Linked DNA regions of Homo sapiens: region 2 is linked to region 1. A link is a contact called in ENCODE Hi-C data. All regions are on one chromosome and are shown on one strand. Each heading gives the region's core, a stretch centred on a gene start or an enhancer-like site at or near the end of the contact. The rest is flanking DNA. Distances are from core to core; before and after follow the strand shown.

Region 1 (5,220 bases), core at 781-3,280:
ACTCTCGGTCTCTCTTGCTGACAACTCCACTTTTCCCAGGAGCCAGAAGCTGGATAGGTGTTTGGATTTTCCAACCAGGGACACGGCGGAGAGTCGTACTGGGCTATGAAGAGAGATCCTGCAGCCTCAATGATGTGGCCTGACCTGGGGGTTCTGCAGAAGCCTTGGAAAAGCAATGAGTACATGGTCACTCATTCAACATTCACTCCACAAATATTTCCTGAGGGCACTGAGGTGAAGTCACTGTGTCAGACATTGGAGTAGACAAAGTTCAGAAAGCCCAACTCTAGTTATTAGTCAGGGTTAAAAATAAAGACTGAGTCTGGACTAAATGGTGAATTCATTGCAGCTTTGCCACATTTTCACTGTGAGAATATGAAAATATTACTTTAGTTGTAGTTTCCAAAATGAAAATGCAGGTATTTATCACAGATGTTGGGAAACTTAACCAAGATGAAGCTTGTCAAGTCCTCAGTGCCTGCCTGGCACGTGATAAATATGAATTAAAAAAAGAAAGTTGTCAATTTAATTGTCAGCTAAATATCATGGGCATTATCATACCCATTTTGAGGATGAGGATAATGAGGCTGTGTGCTGTTACATAATTTGCCTGAAGGTTACTCAGTCTGTAAATGGAAAAACAGGGAATCAGCCCCACATCTGCCTTGTTCTAAACTGTACACTGTCTCCACTATCTCATGTACCCATACGTGGCCAGCTTCCAGAAACACCATTTCCTCTTTCTGTTGCCTTCATAGAACTCAGGCCGGGAGGTGGCTCTGTCTGGTGTACCTATTCTGAGCTTCTGGACTTTTCAGTCCCCGTCCATAATACACCACACACAGACCAGCCTCTTCTGACTAGAGCTAAAACTTAAAATCACTGTCCCAATCCCCATCTTGACACAGAAAATTTGCAGACATGCATCAGGGCCTCCAGTTACCATTTCTTGCCTGTCCACAATAAGTTGCCCCCACCGCACCTGAATGCAATCACTGACAGGACTGACTTTCAGAAATCCCCAATGAGTGTACTACAGGGCTGCCAGAAAGTTCCAAAATGCCTCCCAGTCACTGACATGGCACAGGCTTCTGAAATCTTTACTGCCCTGATAGCCAAGAAATGTTTCCCAGCGAGCACAATTTTCTGGTTTCCATAAAACGACAAATAATCCCCAACATAGGGGTCCAAATGAAATGCCCCAATAGGAAACCATCATCGATGTGCTCAACTGTCAATTACTGATCCTTACCATGTCCAAGGGACCCAAGAAGAGGCCAACACTGACCCACCCACCAATCCCTGAAGGACCCCAACACTCACTGCCTAGAAAGCAATGCATTCACCCTCACAAATCCCCATCATTGACCCCCTACGCCTCCAGTCAACTGGCTGCCATAGGCTACCCCTGGCAACCCCACTCTACTGATTCCTATAGGTTGCCCATCACTGGTCCCCTGAGAGTGTTACAGTGTGATCCTCAAAGTCCTCCAACCTCTGAAGCTCTTGGCTGCCAATCAATCACTGACTCCCCTAGTCCCACGGACAGTGAATCCCTTCCCTGAACGTCCTCCAGCACCATCCGCAAAGGCGCTCTTAAGATGCACGTTCACTGTCCTCAAGTTAGCAAGTTTCGTGGACCAATATAAAATCCGATATTAAAGTACACTTGGAATTTAAGTCACAAAAATACTACAAGCAGAAAATAAGCAAGAAAAGAGGGAAAATTAACAGGCTAATTATCCAACTAAAATTAGCAAACGCCACTTACCCCACAGCACCCATCACCCACCCCAGAAACCCCTCATCGCTCAGCCAAAACAAGCCCGTCACTCACCTCACAGCCTCGTCTTCAGCCGAGAAATCCCTTTATCACGCACCCCCACCCCCAACAAGCCCCTCATCACTCCCCCAAAGCCAGCCGCCCCTTCCTGACCCTACAGAACCCCCACTGCTAATATTCCCAATCACTTCAGCGTCCAGTAAGCGACATAGGCTTAGATCCACTTAACAACAGAAGCTAAATGGTCGCTCTAGGCCACTTCCGGTTTGGGTTACATTCCCGTTAGGATTTCCGTAGGCGCTGTTGAACCGCGCGCATGCCCACTAACACTTTTGAAGCTACGCTCCGCCAACAGTTATCATGGCGTATAACGGCGTACCTTTATTCCGCGGTTCATTCAACTTCAGAAACTTGGTAGGGAGGACGGCATGGCCGCACCCATACGGATTATGATATTGGAGGCCGCCATCGTCAAAGGGCTTTTATTCCGTACAGCCAAGGACAAATGGAATGTCACAGAGTAAAAGTCTTGGGTCCTACATTGGCAGGGGACCTATTCAATACTTGTGTATATATATTTCTAGGAGAAACTGACATGTATTCTGAAAAATACTTTTTCTCTATATTTTTCCCTCTGATTTAAAGACTTTTTTTTCCTGAATTGCTGAACAACTCACTGTCTTTAATAGCACTTTTGAAAATGTTATCTTTCTGAGAAATTGTATCTTTGTTATCCTTACACCATTGCTCTCTATACCTGGATGAACCTATTGATGAAGTAACCTACCAAGCGACCACCTGAAGAGAGAATTTAGGGCTCTTGGGACACTTCATTTAAAGAGAGGCGAATGAAAAAAATATAATCAAGTTAAAGGAAAAAAACACAATTACTGAGATCAATGTCAGCCAGCCCAACTGGGCAGAATTTTCAGGAAGAGGTTGTTCAATCAAATAAACAAAAATATATTCTAGAAGGTGAGTAATAGCAATCATAAAATTAAAAAAATGGCTGATTATGGGAAATAGGAGGCAGGGCTGAGTGAGGATCTGAAGGTGAAGATCTGAAATGATCCTTCTTTTTTAAAAAATAGTAATTTAAATATATTGCTTTCGTAGTTTGTGCCATTTTGTAGTTACCGATTTTACATTCTGTGTTCACAGCTTCTGCCACCCCATCTCTGCACTTAAAGCCACCATATTACTTTTAATTACTTCATACCTCATTTTTAGTCCATTTGAATAATAAAATAAGACTGCTTAGCCAATGAAGCATTTTTTTGAACATGGTTTCCCAGGAATAGTTGAGTTTTCACATTAGTATCTGAACCTAACTTTGTTACATGAAGCATGAAACCTGCTTTTATTTTAAAACATCAATTATATATTTACTGTAAGCAAATAGTGTAAAATCAATAAAAACACTTATCTTTATTATGTGAGAAAGTGTGACATTTTGTTTGAGTTACTAAGAAATTCCCCGGACTTAGAACTTTTGAATTTTCTCCACTTATAAATCTGAGACTATTCTTTACTGTGTCATAGGATTTACCCTACGGCTTTGGTACATTTTATTTAAAAAAAGGAAAATGCAGAGAGTGAAAATTGAGATAGAAGTAGGAGGCTTTAAGTACAACAGCCCCGCATGTGTATGTTCAGGGCAAGTTAAGGCGTCCCTCCACTGGGACATCTGTATATCTGTAGGATGAGGGGTAACTGCGCCCTCATACTCTTAGTGGGGCAGGCATACCCTAAGGTGACACCTACTGAGTCACACCTTGTACAAATCCATCCCTTTGAGTGCAAACGGAACCTGAGATTTGCTTCTTACCAACAGAATATGGCAAAAGTTATGGGACTTATCTCTATTATTAGATTATGATATTAAAATCTATGGGAACTTGAACATCATCTGCAAATACTGGAAATATTTCTCAGTTTCTAATTTTTACATTTCTTGCTTATTTTTCTGGTTTTACCTTGTTGGCTATAACCTCTTTAATAATGTCAAGTAACAGTGGTGACAGTGGGCATCCTTGTCTTGTTTCTGATTCAAATGAGAATGCTCCTGAATTTTCCTTATTTAGGGTGAGAGTTGGTGTTTTAATAGTTATCTTTTATCATATGCATGGTAATTCTAGTTGCTCCACTGCCTTATCAATACTTAGTATTGTTAGTCTTTTTAATTTAATATGTTTTAGTGAGTATCTCATAGTGGTATCTCATAGTAATTTTAATTTGCATTTCCCAGATCAAGCATTTTTTCAAGTGCCGAATGGCCACTCATTTATCCTCTTTGCTGAAGCAACTCTTCAAATCTTCCACCCATTTTTCATTGTGTTTTAAAATTATTGTGTTGTGAAAATTTTTTATATATTCTAAAAATAAGTCTTTTAGAGATATACATATCACAAACATTTTTCTTCCAGTCTGTGGTTGCTTTTTTATTTCATCTATTCTAATCTTTAGAAGTTTAAAAATTTGATTATGACATTCTAGAAGAGTTTTTTAAGATTGGAGTTGGCTATTCCTCAAGAAGACAGACAAAACTTTCTGACTATGAATCTTCATATATCTTGTGTAGATGAAAGTCAAAAAAGAAAAATAAAAAGAAAGAGAATTCTGGCTCTTGAAACTTAAATAAAGAGCTTCAAAATTAAAAGCCTTCAAAAAATAAAGACAAAAAGTCTTGTGCAGATGAAAGTCAAAAAAGAAAAAGAAAAACAATTCTGGTTCTTGAAACTTAAATAAAAGTGCTTCAAAATTAAAGTGCTTCAAAAAATAAAGACAACTGTTTGCAACTTATGAGGACTTCAGAATTTCAAATGCTTTGCTTTAAACTATGCCAAGAACTCTCATCCTGGCCAACTTCAAACCAGTCTACTGCCTTCATGACTCAACGCCTTATTAAATAATGATCTCAACAAGATGCCTGCCCTCAAAATATCTGATAGCAATTGTGCCTGTTTTTTTTTTCCTGGAAATCAAAGAAAGTAAACAACCAAGAGCATTAAAAGAAACTTTACCCAAAAAATATAGTATTGAACAGACCATTCTATATACAGAAATGAAACTGTTTATCACCTTCATTTATAGCTAAGGATAAATGCTCGCCCACTGACTAAAATGACCCTTTTCTTTCATATATCTCATTTTAAGCAAACCTATTCTAAGACCTCTGGTAAAAAGAGACTTCATCACTCTGAGATATAGGATTCAAAAGCAAAATACAAATTAACAGTTGTGATTCGCATCACAAGAAATTGTATGCTAAGGAAGTGTGCTGAAGTTTTCCCAAAGTTCAATTACTGATCTGTTCAAATGGATCCAATATTAAGATTCTAAGAACATCATTCTGATTCATTCATATTCTGATATTGCACCTTCCACAGAAGTAAAGGAAGAGGAGCCCTTGGAAATTGCATGTGGCCTGAAGACAA
Region 2 (5,220 bases), core at 737-3,236, 130 kb after region 1:
GGTGTATATGACCAATTAAAGGGTCTTCTCCTTTTCCAGTTAGGCTGTTCAGGGCTTCAGCTTTATTCAGTTGTTCAATTTTATTTTGTTATTGTTTAACAATTCTGATGTCTAGTCAAAGTTTAGTAATGCATTTGTTTGAGGGAATATGGTCTGAATCACAAATTCATAGAGCTACCATTATGCAGGGATGGAAAGTGGCTTTTTAATGGAGTTGACTAGTGTGTTCCTAATATGAATAATTAGTAATATTTACAAGGCAGCTTGAATCCTGATAGGCAGAGCACACTGGTGTTTTTCGTTTTGTTTTCATGGAATGCATAGCATATCGTTTCTTTAAGATTTTATCCTAGTCATCTTTTAATACTCTGCTCAAAATGGAGTTCCCTGTCCTGGTCCTTGTCCTTCACTGCTCCCCCGAACACCATATCTATGACTACTTTATGTCAGTACTATAAATATTGCTGTACACTGTGGTGTACTTGTCTTTCTCCTTTTGTAAGTTGTAAACGCTTGATTTTATTCTTGTGTCTTCAGGGCCTGGTACTTTTTCCTGTTATAATAGATGCTCCATAAATGTCTATTCAATAAATAATTTTAATCCTGTGGAAAAAAAAAAAAAGAAAGTGAAAAACAGGGCCGGGTGCGGTGGCTCACACCTGTAATCCCAGCACTTTGGGAGGCCGAGGTAGGCAGATCACGAGGTCAAGAGATCAAGACAATCCTGGGCACCATGGAGAAACCCCGTCTCTACTAAAAATGCAAAAAATTAGCTGGGCGTGGTGGCGAGCGCCTGTAATCCCAGCTACTCGGGAGGCTGAGGCAGGAGAATCGCTTGAACCTGGAAGGTGGAGGTTGCAGTGAGCTGGGATAATGCCACTGCACTTCAGCCTGAGTGACAGAGCAAGACTCTGTCAAAAAGAAAGAAGGAGTTAAGGAAGGAAGGAAGGAGACAAGAAAGAAAGAAAAGGAAGGAAGGAAGGAAAGAAAGAAAAGTAAGCAAGAAAGAAAGAAAGAGAAAGAAAGAAAAAGAAAGAGAAAAACAGACAACCCTCGAGGCACAGGAAGGGCAGCGGGATGACATTTATTGGAGGTAAAAAATCACTGTATTCAGTCCGCTGTCCTCAGACACAGGACACAAACTGAAATCCACAGGGAACCAAAGTGTGGGCTGAAGACGGAGCTGTCTACATAATAGTAAAGAGCACACAAAAAAATTGGATTCTTTTCTCCTACACAACTGCTCACCTACAGGCCGTGGTGACCCGTTTTGCAAGCATGGCAGTGGTGGGCATGGTCTGGCTTTGTAGCTGGCTAGAAAGGAGAACTGTTAGCTTTTTGGCATAATTCTAAGTTCCACACCAAGGATCCTATTTTATCACTTGGGTGGTGAGTAGAGAAACAAACACAAATGCCAACAAAAAATCCGACAAGCTGGTGCCATCCTCACCATTCCCGGCATGAGTGCTGCCTGCACCGCGGCACACACAGTCTCCCCTGCTATGGCTGGTGGGCCAGTTCCGGTTCTTGACTTTGCCTCAAGAAAAGAATTCGAGAGTGAGTCCAAGGTAAAAGTAAGCAAGAGAGTTAATTGCAAAGTGAACGTGCACTCTTAACAGCTGGTCAGAGCGGCTGCTCAAAGGTGAGACAGCGCTGACTGACGCTGGGGAAACTCCCTTTAGGGGAATCTTCCGTGATTACTCATGCGTGGGTGGGACGGTGTTGCTCTTAAGCGTGTTCTGGGTGGTCTGTTAGGCCCGCATGCGCAATGGCTGTACATGCTAGTGCATATACATCGCTGTCTCAGTAGCACCTTAAGTCTCCACGTGAGGGTGTGTTTTCACTATTATAATGAGCATAGGTCAGCCCAAGGACACTACCTAAGCATGGGTTTCTGCACTTGCACGGATATGGGGACTGTCCCTTCTTCCCTTCTACCTCCTTGCTACAGGATGTTTTGACCACGAGCCCAGGATGCGGTTTATGCGCTGTCGGGGTTTGCGAGCTGTCCGGCGGATTGTTCTCTCCGTCTATTTAGCAAATGTGTTTCCCTTTAAGGGAGGCTGTGTAAGGGAGGCTGTGAAACGCCTGTCTAACCTACTTACGCTGCAGCTGCACCAGGGAGCAACACAGAGACTTCACAGGAAAACTGGAAGAAACCACAGACCTTTCTAAAGAAGCGGTGGGCAGCAGCCTACACCACGAGCCAGGCAGAAAACTGTGAGTCCCCACAGTGTGAGAAGGGGAGAGACTGACTCAGGGATGTGTATTCTTTTGTAGCCTTTCCTTCGGGTTGAAGAGCACTTAGGTTGATTCTGTATCTTTCCAATCATTGAATTTTCTCAACTTTTTGCTTTTTCTTCTCCCTCAAGAACACCTATGAGTCTTAGATTTCGGGCAAGTCTACTTTCCCCACTCAAGATGACATTGCAGATCTCAGTCGGGAGCTTCTCTCAACCCGTGACCGCCTCCTGAGTCAGCTAGCTGGCTTCTGCAAGGCCCCCTGTGAGGTAGCATCGGGAATGGCTTCCCTCTGTCCCTGCTGGAGCCCAGGACTGCACGCCAAGCACATCCCAATGTGACTCCTTATCTACTCCCCAACGCTCCCTAACTCAGCTCCAGTGCTGGGCAGGGTGAGGGCTTCCCCCTCCTGTGGCCTGGACTGCGTGGCACCCCAGTGGGAGTGCACATCCCTGAGTCAGTCTCTCCCCTTCTCACACTGTGGGGACTCACAGTTTTCTGTCTGGCTCGTGGTGTAGGCTGCTGCCCACCGTTTCTTTAGAAAGGTCTGTGGTTTCTTCCAGTTTTCCTGTTAAGTTCCTGTGTTGGTCCCTGGTGAAAAGGTCACAACATAAATCTTTATACACTGTTTCATCTTTCCAAGGTGGGAGAGGCCGGCTAACAATGCCTGCAATCTGCCATCCTCTCTTTTCAGTTTTGATGTGTTATATACACTCATGCACATATACATAATGTTTACCAAAGTGGGATCATATTCTTAAATGTCCTTTATTAGGAATTCTGAAACATTAAGGGCAAATTTAATCAGAGGAAGGTGAATATACAGCTCTGAGTGTCTAGCATATATTTACAAAATATCTCAAGTCTTCTGTATCTAGATATAATTACAAAATATCTCTGAAGTCTTCTGTTTTACTCTGAAAGTCCCTATGAATGTTTGTGGCCTATGGAAAAACACGTTTCTGTTAGTTTCAACGGGAAAATAATGCATTCATTGTCACTAAAGTTGTCTGATTGACCTGACTCAGTATTTGAGTATAAATGACATCCCCAGAAGATATGCAAAGTGGACCTTCTGCCTTTAGCTCCTCTGAAGCACTTTTCACGCCCTGCCCTTGGGTCCTGGATCCCCACTGGAGAAGCAACAGCTCTGCACCACTACTGTTAATTATTCATGGCTGCATAGTATTCCACTGAATTTGATGTGTGTTGACTTATTCAACCAATACCCTATTTAGGAGCATTAAGCTTTTTTCAATTTGTTTTGAAACAGGGTCTTGCTCTGTTGCCCAGGCTGGAGTGCAGTGGCATGATCATGGTTCACTGCAGCCTCAACCCTCCAGGCTCAGGCAGTCCTCCTGCCTCAGCCTCCCGAGTAGCTGGGACCACAAGCATGCACTACCATGCCTAGCTAATTTTTTTTTTTTTTTTGTAGAGACAGAGTCTGCCTATGTTGCCCAGGCTGATCTCAAACTCATGGACTCAAGCAATCCTCCCACTTCAGCCTCCTTAAGTGCTGAGATGTAGGCTTGAGCCACTATGCCCAGCCAGTTCTTTCCATTTAAAAAATATATATAGACAATTTTTCCCAGAAGCATATGACGGGATAGACATAATTTTTAGAGCAGTTTAGGTTCACAGATTGAGCAGAAGGTACAGAGATTCTCCATATACCACCTGCCCCCACACATGCATAACCTCCTCTATTATCAGCATCTCCCACCAGAGTGGTACATTTGTCATACTTGATGAACCTCCATTGATACGGTATTAGCACCCAAAGTCCATCGTCTATATCAGGGTTTACTATTTTGTATACACAGCAGCATGCACAGCTTTTGCCTAGTCCGATTTGTAGATCCATGAAGAATCCCAGAAGTAGACTTGTGTGGGAAACACATGAACCTTGCCCAGAGAGAAATCTGGCCTTCTGGAGCACCTTGTCCAAAACCCTGTCTCTTCAGTCAGGAATAGCAGTATCCAGGGCTCACCTGGGGGCGGGTGGCAGCCTGGGGAGCAGACCCAAGGAGCTCTCAATCCATTTCTGGAGCCCAGCTTTGTACCTTCTTACCAAGAGAGCAGAACGTCACAGTCCCTCCCGGGGCAAAGTCCTGCCCGGTGCAGCCAGAGTGCACACTAATGAACAGCCACTCCTCCCCATTTATCAGGCCTGGAGACCAAATGGAATGTTAACCTGGGATTTTTGAGGAGCTGTACACAAGGTGGGGTTCCCTACCTGCTCCCTACCAGCATCCTTGGGGCCCTGTCTAGGCAAACCCCATCACCCCAAATGTATCATATCACTAGGGGGAGCCACAGAGTTGCACAATGCATCAACCCTCATCTTTGTCTACAACCTCTGGTAGGAGTAAGAAGTGGATAGAGAAGGTGAGAGGCAGGACCTCCCAAACGGCTTCCAGAGAAAATGGGAGTGGGAAAAAAAAGTGACATTAACAATAGCAATAACATTACCAATAACCTCAGATAGTAACTACTTCCTGTAGTTACCATTCCTGTTTGGTAAGATTGTAAATCTTTGTTTTTGGGGGTTTGTTTTTTGTTTGTTTAGTTTTTTTTTTTTTCTTCTTCTTTTTTGAGACAGAGTTTCTCTCTCGTTGTCCAGGCTGGAGTGCAATGGCGCGATCTCGGCTCACTGCAACCTCTGACTCTCAGGTTCAAGCGATTCTGTCGCCTCAGCCTCCCAAAATAGCTGGGATTGCAGGCGCCTGCCACAACGCCCAGCTACTTTTTGTATTTTTAGTAGAGATGGGGGTTTCCCTATGTTGGCCAGGCTCGTCTCGAACTCCTGACCTCAGGTGATCCGCCCGCCTCGGGCTCCCAAAGTGCTGGGATTACAGGCGTGAGCCACCGCACCCGGGGAGTTTGTAAATCTTGACATAGGTTAGTCTCTGAGTGACAGGGTGGGAGTCAGGTGTCAAGAAGCATTTGGGAGTCAAAAAGGGTGGAGGAGATTGGTGC

The links. A loop is a pair of places that touch in the nucleus more often than their neighbours do. Pooled maps may share reads with other maps.
Region 2: a loop to region 1 is called in a map of CD8-positive, alpha-beta T cell, with 5 times the contacts of the local background. The contact joins the enhancer-like site here to the promoter of ZNF175 in region 1. A Hi-C loop is called at or near these places in 1 of 168 maps with a recorded cell type or tissue (CD8-positive, alpha-beta T cell), 1 of 37 single-sample maps with no recorded cell type and 7 of 50 pooled maps.

Annotation. Positions count from the first base shown.
Region 1 is chr19:51,568,093-51,573,312 of GRCh38, reverse strand. It overlaps ZNF175 (zinc finger protein 175), which reads right to left and starts at 2,030. Exons shown (of 5, transcript NM_007147.4): 1 at 1,838-2,030; 2 at 1-163. RefSeq lists an enhancer at 2,309-2,368.
Region 2 is chr19:51,438,462-51,443,681 of GRCh38, reverse strand. No RefSeq gene overlaps it. Among named protein-coding and RNA genes, the nearest start is that of SIGLEC8, 17 kb to the left of the region's middle. RefSeq lists enhancers at 1,630-1,769, 2,070-2,359 and a silencer at 4,880-5,050. Within about 2 kb of position 1,986, at least 8 of the 41 ENCODE cell types and tissues checked have a DNase peak (open chromatin) inside an H3K27ac peak, as active enhancers do; they include CD8-positive, alpha-beta T cell, where a contact is called at or near this core.